2 separate regions of the Mus musculus genome follow, and region 1 is linked to region 2. The links are chromatin loops, found by intact Hi-C in ENCODE. Cell type or tissue: left cerebral cortex. All regions are shown on one strand. Each heading gives the region's core, and the rest is flanking DNA. Links, peaks and the distances in the headings are about the cores only.

What was found. Hi-C counts contacts between places; a loop is a spot of excess contacts. Peaks named below come from ENCODE experiments on the same cell type or tissue, not always from the same donor. Only the 100,000 strongest peaks of a DNase experiment are listed, where the experiment ranks them.
Region 1: a loop joins it to region 2, with 4 times the contacts of the local background. A loop is called at or near these places in 23 of 42 quality-filtered maps.

What each region holds. Positions count from the first base shown.
Region 1 is chr8:83,892,679-83,898,591 of GRCm38, forward strand. The region is part of intron 1 of Gm26721 (predicted gene, 26721); the gene reads right to left. Among named protein-coding and RNA genes, the nearest start is that of Gm26721, 4.1 kb to the right of the region's middle. In left cerebral cortex, for the core only: CTCF peaks have their summits at 1,461 (motif pointing left), 3,399 (motif pointing left), 4,798 and 5,521 (motif pointing right); DNase peaks (open chromatin) are centred at 1,459, 3,411 and 4,701; H3K4me3 peaks cover 669 bases; H3K27ac peaks cover 920 bases.
Region 2 is chr8:83,722,144-83,727,934 of GRCm38, forward strand. Ddx39a (DEAD box helicase 39a) reads left to right here. Exons shown (of 11, transcript NM_197982.3): 7 at 87-218; 8 at 306-415; 9 at 506-650; 10 at 744-891; 11 at 982-1,208. The coding sequence ends at 998. It overlaps Adgre5 (adhesion G protein-coupled receptor E5), which reads right to left. Exons shown (of 20, transcript NM_011925.2): 12 at 5,602-5,791; 13 at 3,722-3,886; 14 at 3,012-3,203; 15 at 2,626-2,855; 16 at 2,475-2,544; 17 at 2,295-2,386; 18 at 2,049-2,217; 19 at 1,836-1,934; 20 at 1,108-1,759. The coding sequence ends at 1,730. Mir1668 (microRNA 1668) reads right to left here and starts at 1,841; the gene lies at 1,735-1,841. In left cerebral cortex, for the core only: a CTCF peak has its summit at 2,834 (motif pointing right); a DNase peak (open chromatin) is centred at 2,805.

The sequences.
Region 1 (5,913 bases), core at 635-5,634, 170 kb after region 2:
GAGCAAACAGGAAGCAGGGAAAAACTAGGTCTGGGGAAAGACAAGTAGTTGGTGATCTCACTTTTCAAGCTAAGCCTCACCTCCCAAAGTTGCCAGAACCTTCCAACATAGTGCCACCAGGTGGACAAGGCATGAGCACCGGAGGTGTGTGCACAGTCAGAGTCTCATAGAGCTACAAGATGGCAGAACCCTTGAAAACGGAGGGCTATGGGGTGGGGGAAGCCCGTTCAGTGTGTTCTCACTTCTCAGCCCTGGCACGGTTGGCTTTACACAGGCACACGTCTCCCTGCCTCTCCACAAGCCCAAAAAAACAGAACCCAAGGTCTCTCTATAAATCAGACATGGGCTTTGGTAAGGAAAGGAGAACCCACACAGCCACGCTGGGTTCTGGCTTCTGCAGGATCTACTGTTTCAACAGAGCAGCTCCCGTTGGGGTTGTAGAAACTGAGCTTCAGTGAGAGGGAGAGAGGCGTGACTGCAGTTCTCTGAGCTGTTGCCCTCTGTCCCCACTGGCTCCCTCCTACCCCACTGCCTGTCTTCAGCCCTGGGTCGGTACTGGCTTTGTCACTTCAGCAGGCCTACTTGAGATTAGGAACTGCCCATACCTCCCCCCACCCCCAGCTACTGCCCCACCTCCCTGGAAACCACTCTTGTCTTTTCTGTCCTTTCCCAATCTCTCTCTATCCTCAGATCTCTCTTTCTCACACACAGGACCCCTTCAGTCCCATCTGGCCCTTCCACAGGGCCTCAGACCCCACCACTCCCTGCTGCCTACTTCCATCTTCAGTCTGCCAGCCTCCCCATCATTCACACTGCTGAGGCAGCCTCTGCTTGAGGAGGCCCCAGTGTCCTCTCCAAGGCTCTCCCTGACCTTCACCTTCCACCTTTGCCTTGGCTCCCTGGGGTTCTCTAACGTTTCCTACCATCCAATGAATGCTCACTAGCTCCAGCTCGAGCTTTCTCTCGCCCTTCTCCCTCCCTCCCCCACTTCCTTCCTATCAGCTTCCCTGGTGATGCTCACCATCTTACAGACCAGTCCTACACCCCAGTCAACTCAGCTTGCTCCAGGCATCAGCCAAACCATCACCAGTAAGCATTCAGGATCTCTTAAGGACCCTTCTTCCTTTTTATCTACTCATCTATCTCTTGATCTCACTCATAAGTATGTCTGGGGTGGCATCTTCCAAACTCCTTTCTACTCCTATACCACTGCTCCCTCCTGCCAGTCTCTACAACACTGCCAGTCCTGTCTCACCTCCTCCCCACCCCTGTCCCCACACACTTTTTTCTTCCCCCAGTCCCCATCTCAGGCACTCTCTGCATTCTCCTTCCCTCCAGCCCATCAGACCTCAGCTTTCCCCTTCTCCAGGCTGGGGAGGTAGCTGTGCCTCCTGCACACCTGGGGAGAAGGGACGAGCTGGCTCACCTGCAGTCACAGAACAGTAGGACAGCGGCCCCTAGTGGCTGGGGAAAGAACCACGGTTTATTTTAACGGGACCGACTGGGTTCCTGGTAGCACATCAGCCCCAAAGACATATCTTTGGCCCAAAGTTTTGGAGGTTCCCTCCATAATCATATAGCCTGCAGAAAGGCAACATATCTTTCTTGGTAGTAGATGTGAAGAACACACCATTCAGTTCCTAAACAGGAAGTAAAAGGGGGAGATGGGAAGGGAGGAGACCCTCACAGTTTTCTTCAGTCACCCTCAGTGTGGTGGTTTGAATGAGAATAGCCCCCAGAAGCTCATATGTTTGAACACTTGGTCTTGAACACTTAGTGGAACTGTTTGGGAAGGGTTAGAAGGCGTGGTCTTGTTGGAGGGGGTGTGTCATGAGGGTGGGCTTTGGGGTTTAAAATCTACACCATTCCCAGTTAGCTGGCTCTGCCTTGAGCCTGTGTCATAGATGTGAGTTCTCAGCTACTGCTCCAGCACCTTGCTTGCCCAATGGCTGCCATGTTCCCCACCATGGTGGTCATGGGTTCTGACCCTCTGAAACTGTAAACCCCAAATAAACTCCTTCTTTTCTAAGTGCCTTAGCCATGATGTTGTATTACAGCAACAGAAAATAACTAAGGCACTTTGTGATTCAAAGACCTCTATAAAGCTCCAACTCCCAAAGGTGTATGTACTGACTCCCAACAGTGCCAAGCTGGGACCAAGCTTTCAACACGAGTGCCGGCAGCAGAGGACATGCACGACAGACAAGAACACTCTAAGGTGGGCAGTACTGTGGAGAGGAATGCGAAGGTCGGGGTGCTAGGCACGTGGAGGTGCAAGGGTTAAGGAGTGTCTCTACAGCATACTCTAAACCCAGCCACTCTTCCTTCCCTTGTGTCCTATGCCTTCACTCACCAACCTCTCGTCTGATGGTCAGCTTCCGACTCCCCAGCTCTCTCAAGTCACCCCTATAACTTTTTAAATATATATTTAGTGTGTGTGTGCACACTGCATGTGTGCATGAGTGTGGGTATAGCTCAGAGGACAACGTGTGAGAGTCAGTTCTCTCTTTCTGCTATGTGAGTTCCAGGAATCGAACTCAGATCATCATGTTTGGTAGCAAATGCCTTTACTTGCTGAGCCATTTTGCTGTTCCACGCACATTATTTTTAAAAACCGAGGCTAAAATATTATTATGTAAAAGTAAGTGCTCAACACTCCAGGACGGACAGCCCAGGGCACGTGTCTAGGTCCACGACATGTCTACCAGTCTCACACCCCCGCCATAGGAAACCCTATTATCCACCACTGCCCTCTCTCTCCCAGTCTCGGACCACCATTTCCTGTCTCTATTCTTTTGATATTTCACACCAACGGAGTCATATACTATCATACTACATGACTTCAAACTCAGGGCACTTCTACCTCAGCCTCCAGAACGCTGAGATTACAGAATGTGCCTCCTTGTCCAGTTTTGACTCCAGTTCTGTAATTGCTCTGTGAGATCTGGAACCTCGACTGTCCTTCTGTGAGATGGAGAAGGGGGTCTTCTCACACCTGGGCCATGCCCCCAGGGCTGACTTGCTTTAGTGCTTGCTAGTTGGTGGGTCAAATGTAAATATTACAGCTAACCTCCAAATATCCCCACTCCTTCTGATGCTCAGCTACCCTGCATCTGTCCTCACTCCACTTCCTTGCTGTGCTGGGGATTGGAACATGGCCTTCGATAGACCCTGGCAAGAGCCCTACCAGCTCCTCCCAAGAGCAGATTCTGAGCCAGCGCTCTAAGATTGACTGACATTCCTCAATCCTCACGGAGGGATCTTAGGCAGGTGCCCTACTGCAGAAGCACATCTTAGCCCCTCACATCTTCCTCCCCATCTCCATTGCTATCCTCCACCAGCACACTATCCGTTATCAGCAGTCTCTGGCATTTGCTCTCTACCCCACACTCTCCCCCTAGTGGCCATTAGGACCTGTGCACACTTGAGTTCCTTCTCGCCCTTCCTTCCCATAGTTTCTGTCTCATGGCCCACTAAGCCAACGTACTCAGTACCTCCTCCCTCTCATCTGAAGGGGCCTTCACTGATCTGCTCAATGCTCCTGCCTCTGGACCCTGGAAAAGGCTGTTCAATCTGCCTGGCAGGACCTTCCTCATATTCCCTCCCCAACCCTGAGGCTCCTCCCTTTTCTCAGCTCTTTATTCAAACCCCATCTTCCTGGAGAGACCTCCAGGGACCTCCCCCAACTAAAGAGCGTAGCGCTGAAGCTATGAGAGTCTACCGTGAATGCAGTCTTCTGTCCCACTCCTACATTGCAAAGCCTGCCACCATTTCTGGGTTCATTTTATTTCCTTTCCTTGGTGACACTTGTGTCTTGGTGGCATCGTTTATGCATTTGCAGGACCTTGTAGTATTTGTTTGTTTCACCAATTAGAATGTCAGTCCCAGAGGAGATAATTTGTTCACTGCCATCGAACTGAGTTTTGGAGTTAAAGGTATGCTCACGATGTCCAGCGCTCAGTGAGGCCTTTATCTCACTGTTCACTTGAGTGGGTTCTGAGTGTGGTACTGGAAGGAGCTCAGAAATTGCTCAAGGGATCCAGTACAGGAAGCCCCCAGGGACCGCAAGAGTGCACAAACCCCAATCATCCAGCTCCCTCGACAGGTCACATCGATCTTGCAGGTGCAGCAGGCATCTCCTGGAAGGAGTTGGGCTGAGACAAATTTGGAACCCTAGAAACAAGGGTTTACTGAGCCAGAGACCGTAGGCCCCACACACTGAGAGCCCAGAAGGGTACCATTATGTCTTGGAATGAGGTGTCCAACATGCTAGATGCTCAGGCTATGGGATCACAATGATGCAGAACATTGGGTATCTTCATGCCCAGACACTCTGCACATCGGTGTCCTCAAGTACACGGTGCTCAAAAGATGGGGTGTCGTGCCTATAGACTTAGGGTAACCCAAGACGCAGGACAGCCTGTGCATAAGGATCTAATGGGACCAGGTGTACAGAATGTAATGCCAAGGAACGACGTGGTCACTCTGCATAAGGTCCCAACGTGAAAGGCAGGATGCTAGAGTGAACTGCACCCTATCCAGGCCTCGGGTACCTCTAAGGAGTAGAGGGTTAGAGGTACCCGCAGCGGGCGAGTCTGCGCGCGCGCGTGCACGCTTTGGTTCCCGGAGCCCGGCTGCCGGCGCAGCCTCCACTGCGACTGCGCAGGCAGAGTCCGGGGTGTGCGGGTGACTCTTCGTGTTCACAACCTCCCTGCATCCTTTGCCTTCTGAGCCCTCTGCCCAAGAACCCAAGAGCCACGGTTAGGATGGAGGCTGGCAAGCCAATTCGGCCGCCACCAGGGGCGCACCACCGGCCACCAGAATTGGGGGAGAGAAGGGTTTTGGAAAGCGGGAGGGGGAGGGGACATCCTGCTAGGATTTTTCCAAACTGAGCCTTGGTCCTTAAAAAATATATATATCACGACTTTTCTTCATAATGGAGCGTGCTAGTTCAAACTATCTCCTGGATTGCTTTTGCAGAAGAGATGGGTGGGCTGCTGGAGAAAGGAAGCTAGTAGCTAAAGGACTCCTCCCTCTCCATTTGGGCTGGAGATAGAATCCAGGCCCTTACACATGCTGGGCAACCACAGCTAGGCCACTGAACACCTCAGCCTCAGTAAAACACACACACACACACACACACACACACACACACACACACACACACCACTTGCTAGGGGAGTAGAGCTTTCTAGAGATCCGTTGATATGTCAAAGTAGGAAACGCACAGAGAGACGGGACCCTCCTCTCTATCAGTCAGTCACAAAAAGGATAGGATCTTTCCTGCACTCGAGGTGTAGTGTATCTTTGGTTCCCTGGATTCAGTCCCCTGGTCACTTAGGTTCATAGCTGACACTCTTCAAACATGGAGTCTTCCCTGGGTGGGGGTAGCACCTCACATAAGTACTCCTCCCTGAAGTTTGGTTTTGAAGAACCAAGGACCCTTAATCCTGGAAGAGAAGTGTGTCTTTTAAAGAAGTAGGAATGAAATTTTTGGTAGTGGCCCCTTTTCCCTGTCCACGCAACGGTGCCTCCCCGCCCAATCTCCCACCAGGAGGAGCTACATAGAAGGGTTTTTTGGGAACAGGTTAATGGCCTATACATTAAGGCTTTTGTGGATAATCTTTGTTCCTATTCAAGACCCACCCAAGTTCTTCCACTCTCAAACCTTTTCCTGACTTTAACCCACTCAGCAGGCAGAACAGCACCTTCCATGCACACTGAGATGGACTTTTAACCCACCCCATCCCCCACCCCACCCCACACCTCCTGCTCTAACCTCAGCACATCACATTCTCTGAAAAATCCACATCAGGGTTTATCTGCACTCCTAAGGCAGTGCTAACATTCAGCTGGACGTTGAACTTGAATAAGCTGCCGGATTCGGTATTTAGGCTGCTTTTGGGTGGATTC
Region 2 (5,791 bases), core at 792-5,791:
AGGAGCTGCTCTCTGGAAGGTTCCGGGCACATGAGACGCCCAGAAGTGAGCCCTACTCGCCCCTTCCTGCTTCCCTCCCCACACAGCCTATGGAGGTGTTTGTGGACGACGAGACCAAGCTCACACTGCATGGGCTGCAGCAGTATTACGTCAAGCTCAAGGACAGTGAGAAGAACCGTAAGCTCTTCGACCTCCTCGACGTGCTAGAGTTTAACCAGGTGATGCTTCCTTCCTTCCTTCCTTCCACACCAAGATATGGGCCTGTGGGGTGATTATCTATGCGCCTAAACACCCTTCTTCTTCAGGTGGTGATCTTTGTCAAGTCTGTGCAACGCTGCATGGCCCTGGCCCAGCTCCTAGTGGAGCAGAATTTCCCAGCTATCGCTATTCACCGAGGCATGGCCCAGGAGGAGCGGTGAGTGCATGAGTGAGTGATGTCCACCAGGGCCAAGGCTGCTCACACCTGGGACTCGGGTTTAATGCCTCTGCTTGTCTCCCGCTCTAGCCTGTCCCGATACCAGCAGTTCAAGGACTTCCAGCGACGAATCCTGGTGGCTACTAATCTGTTTGGCAGAGGTATGGACATTGAGCGAGTCAACATTGTCTTCAACTATGACATGCCAGAGGACTCAGACACCTACCTTCACCGAGTGAGCGCCTCCTCCCAGTGTGGGCGGGCTCAGGACCTCCCCCACCCTTCTCAGATCCTCAGGAGTGACTGTCTCCTGACCATCTCTCTGCAGGTGGCTCGTGCTGGTCGCTTTGGTACCAAGGGCCTGGCAGTCACTTTTGTATCGGATGAAAATGATGCCAAAATCCTTAATGATGTTCAGGACCGGTTTGAAGTGAATGTAGCTGAGCTTCCAGAGGAAATAGATATCTCCACATACAGTGAGTACCTGGAGCCACTCAGGGCAGGAGCGGGGCTTCAGGAGCAAAGGCCCTCTATCCTCACTCACTGTGTCTTTCTTGTCTTTACAGTTGAGCAGAGCCGGTAACCGTATGTGTAGCCAGGGCAACATGGCCACTCTCTTTCCCACCTGCTGCTTCAGAACCTCTTTCTAGGTGACAAATCGATGTCTCTTTTTATTGTTCCAAAGCTTTAGTGATGTAAGAATAAACTTTTATTGTGAATGCATGGCTCCAGCCCCATCCCTTTCGGTCAACATCTCATGGGGTTGGGTCAAGCCAGCAAACTTCTCACCAGCAAACGTGCCATCTTTTTTATCAATATGATATTTAATTTTGTGTGTCAACATTGAAAGGTTTACAGGTTAAAAAAATTACAAAACCTAGTCTTTAGCTGTGAGACCTTCTGCCCTGGATGTGGAGCAGCGAGGCCTCTGTACCGTGAGCCTCAGCAGCAGGCGGGCTTCAGTGGCTGACGTGGCATCCACAGTCTTAGCTTAAGGAAACTGAACCCAGCACCCTGGCAAAGAGCCCAGGTCTCAAGGGCTCTTCCCTTTGTCCTAGGACTGCCTGCCTCGTGTACCAGGCAGTGGGCTGCAGGTCTGGGCTGGCTGCATTCTGTTTCTCTGGTAGGCAGTAGCTGTGGTGAGGCAGAGACAACCAGAAGCAGGACCAGCGACCCCTTGCCCCGTGGCAGGGCTCATTGCTGGGTTTGCATCCCTTCTTTATATGAAGTGGGGTCAAAGGCCGAAAGGTGGCAGGAACAGAAGGCAGAATGACAGCCGTGAGTATGTGCTGCTGTCCTTCATGGAACTCGCCTTCACATCCCTGATTCTGAGGACCTGAGAGCCTGCAGAGAAGGAGGCCTTTGAGGCTGAGCTCACCTAGGCCTGCCCTCCCAGCCCCACTGCAGGCCAGCCCCTTACCCGTGTTTGGCTGGTGCCAGTGCCTGTTGTGGAAGAGTTGAACTCTGTGTACTTGCTCCCAGTGACCATGCAGGCCCATTTCCAGTACTCTTCCCTCACCTGTGAACACAAGGCACCAGGTTATGGGGAAAAAAGGAGCTGGGCTAGGGACTCAGGCCTGGCCCTGCCTCCTCCCACCCTGGGCTCTTCCATAGCCAGCTCTGGTCAGCCTACCTTTTTGTTGAGCAGGCAGAGCATCACATAGAGGAATAGGCCCTGCAGGCAGTTGAGCAGGGTAAAGATGTAGGATAGCCATGTGCTATGGGGGTTGAAGAGGAACAGGCCGAAGCCCCAGGTGCAGCCCAGCACAAGGAGCTGGGCGATGGAGGTGATGGTCAGCACCCTGTGGGGGTGGACAACTGTAGCAAACAGCCCGGTCTCCAGCCCTTGCCCCAAAGCCTCCTTCCCTGCCCCTCTCACCTCGCCTTCCTTAACTTCTTCATGTTTGGGTTGATTTCAGAAAACTTCTTTGTGAGCTTCCAGACAGTGATCACGAAAATGGCAGCATTGCACTGAGTGGGGATCATGGTCTCGGGTTATAGGGCTGCAAGGAGTTAGCAGTCTGGCTGCTCAGGCCTCCAGTGCCCAGAGAGTACTTACGAAAATGATGAAGGCCACGGGTCCCGAAAAGCTCCAGAGAAAGCCCTGCTTCCTAAAGTCCAGCCAGCAGCTTGGGGAGGAGAAGGTGCCCCATCAGTCAGTGCCCCAGCCCTGGCCCCGCCCAGCCTGGGCCTCACTTCAGTACACTCACTATGTTGCATGCCCATAGCCATCCATTTTGACAACTGCCATTGAGATGGCCACGATGAGGAGGGGCACCCCGTAGCCAATCAGGCAGCGTTGCCATGTACTCAGGCCTTGGCCCTGGAACACACGCACCACCAGGAAGTAGAGCTCCACGCCCTCCAGTGCCATCCAGCAGAAGGCGGCCAGGAAGCAGAAATGCAGCATCACGGCCACCAGGCGGCAGCGCAGGCCCACCTGTGGGATGGAGAGTTAGGAAGAATCAGTGCCCGGTAGGACCACTGGGCTTCAAAGCCTCATGCCCCAGCAGCGGGGCTCCATCAGGTTCTGGCTCCACACTGAGCCCCAGCTGGGCCTTACTCCTAGGACTTAACTCCATGCTCTGGAACTTACCTCACCCCCTTCATTCTCCACGCCGACCAGGAATATGATTGAGCCCAGGAAGAGGCAGATGCACAGGTGCAGGTGCACCATGGTTCGAGAGCTCTGGATGGGCTTCACCAGCAGGAAGGTCAGGATGCACAGCAGCAGGCAGATCAGGGACAACAACAGCCCCACCTTGGTGATCAATTCCAGCCTTGGGTCCTAGGAGCAGGCAACCAGGATGAGTGGTGTGCCCTCACACCCCTCCTACCTATGATCCTGCATCCTGTCTTGGACTACAGGGCCAACTGGCTAATTCAAGCTGACCATGTGGCCCAGGTAATAGCCATGTTCAGGAAGCTACACTACCTGGAACAATCTACACAGGGCCTTTTATTTGCAGGGGAGGAGGGTTGCCGGGTGAAGTATCTGTTGTCACTGTGCTTTCTGGAGATGGAACTCGGGTTATTAGGTTGGCTACCTGCAGGCACCTTTACTCACTGACCCATCTCATCTGCCCAGACTGGTGTGCTTTTAGCAGTTCTTGACAGTTGTGCAGTGACTCAGACAAGAGGCCTGCATCCATCAGCTACTGGGTCATAAAGAGGATTCCAGGGGAGGAGCTAAAAAGCAAGGCATGGGGCCATCCAAAGGAGCCTGCTTGAACAACACCCTTGAGTGGAGACCATGCTCCTGCCTAGCACACCTGGCTACCTGTGGGTCTAGAGCTTACCGCTTACCTGCACATGGTACTGAGCCATTAGGATGGCAAAGCTGGTCAGGTGGTTGCAGTGGCAGAAGCCAGTGCCATTCATTGAGCAGCCGTCGGTGTCCCAGTACCCATTCCCGTTGTGGGCTTTCCAGAAGGCACATATCAGCTCATGACGTGGCTCAATTGACTCCACCTGTGGGCAGATAGGTGGTGAGGGTGTCGGAAGCACACTTTGAGCACACTTAGGGCCAGTCTGGGGGAGCTGAGAACCTTGCTTTTGGCTACATAAGTATCTACTTTGTGCTCAGAGAGCATGAGGAGCCAGCAACTGAACAACAGGACACCAGCCCTTGCCCTGAGCTGAAACATCACAAGCAGTAGCAGGTAATAAATGCCAAGGAAATTAAAAGAGCCAGCGGGAATGGTTGCCTACAGATTGTAATTTAAAAACAAAAACTAGGTTTATTGGATGTCCTCAGTCTATGTATACTATCTCATACACTCCAGGCTGCCTCAAACAGCAAAGAGTTACAGAGACAAAGTTTGGAGCTGAGACGAAAAGATGGACCATCTAGAAACTGCCATATCCAGGGATCCATCCCATAATCAGCTTCCACACGCTGACACCATTGCATACACTAGCAAGATTTTGTTAGAAGGACCCAGATATGGCTGTCTCTTGTGAGACTATGCCAGGGCCTGGCAAACACAGAAGTGGATGCTCATAGTCAGCTATTGGATGGATCACGGGCCCCCAATGAAGGAGCTAGGGAAAGTACTCAAGCTGCTGAAGGGATCTGCAATCCTATAGGAGGAACAACAATATGAACTATCCAATAACCCCTGGAGCTCGTGTCTCTAGCTGCATATGAATCAGAAGATGGCCTAGTCGGCTATCAGTGGAAAGAGAGGCCCATTGGTCGTGAAAACTTTATATGCCTCAGTACAGGGGAACACCAGGGCCAAGAAGTGGGAGTGGGTGGGTAGGGGAATGGGTGGGGGAGTGTGTGGGGGACTTTTGGGATAGCATTGGAAATGTAATTGAAATAAATACCCAATAAAAAATATGGAAAAAAAAACTGGTTTCTACTACCATGTAGGTCCCAACTCAGGCTGGGAATTAAATTAAGGTTTGGTGAAACCGTGGGAGCTGGGAATTGAACTCACGACCTCTGGAAGAGCAATCAGTGCTCTTAACCACTGAGCCATCTCCCCACCCCTTTTAAAACATTTTATGATACTGAAGACCAAACCTTACCATGCCAGGTAAGCATTCCACCATTGAGTCAACTACTGGCCTTGCCTCACAGTTACTTATCTGTTTGCTCATTCATTCATTCAATTCAGCAGTACTAGGGGCTGAACCCAGGGACTTTCTGAATGCCAACCAACTGTAGCACTGAGTTTGAAAACAAGGTCTTGCCAAGTTGCTCAGGTGGGCCTTAACTTCACTCCAGGCAGGCTTTGAACCTTGAATTTCCTGCCTCCCAGCAATTGAGAGGAAAATGTCTGTGCCACAACACCCAGCTCAGATTTTATTTCTTTTTTTATCTATTTAGTTTTGTTTTTTGCTGTTTTATTTTTTGGGACAGAGTCTTTATGAGCTTTATCCTGAATTTCTGTAGACCATGCTGGCCTCAAACTCAGAGAGCCTCCCAAGTACTAGAATTAAAAGCATGTGTCACCACACACACCCCACAGCTGTGATTTTAAATTTTTTATGTATTTTTAGTGTTTTTTATTACATTTATTTTGTGTGTGTGTTGGAGGAAGGAGTCAGAATAACTTTGGGAGTTAGTTCTCTCGTACCATGTAGGTCAAGAGGCGCTGCCCTGACTTTTGACTTTGGTTAGGGGGTGAGCCACAGAGCATCCCCACCCCTCCCCTCTCTCCAGTTGGAGGACTCACAGAAGTAAAGTCGAACTTGAACGTGACATTCGAGGCGAGCTTTTCAGTGTTCGTGTTGGTCAGGAAGACAGAATTGATGTTTGAGAGAAGCTTAAGTGAGACACTCGGAATCGGGCTTCCATAGAAGTCCTCCAAGGAGGCCCTTCTCTGCTCCAAGTTCAGCGGGGTGTTGCCCAGCAGCTTTTCCATG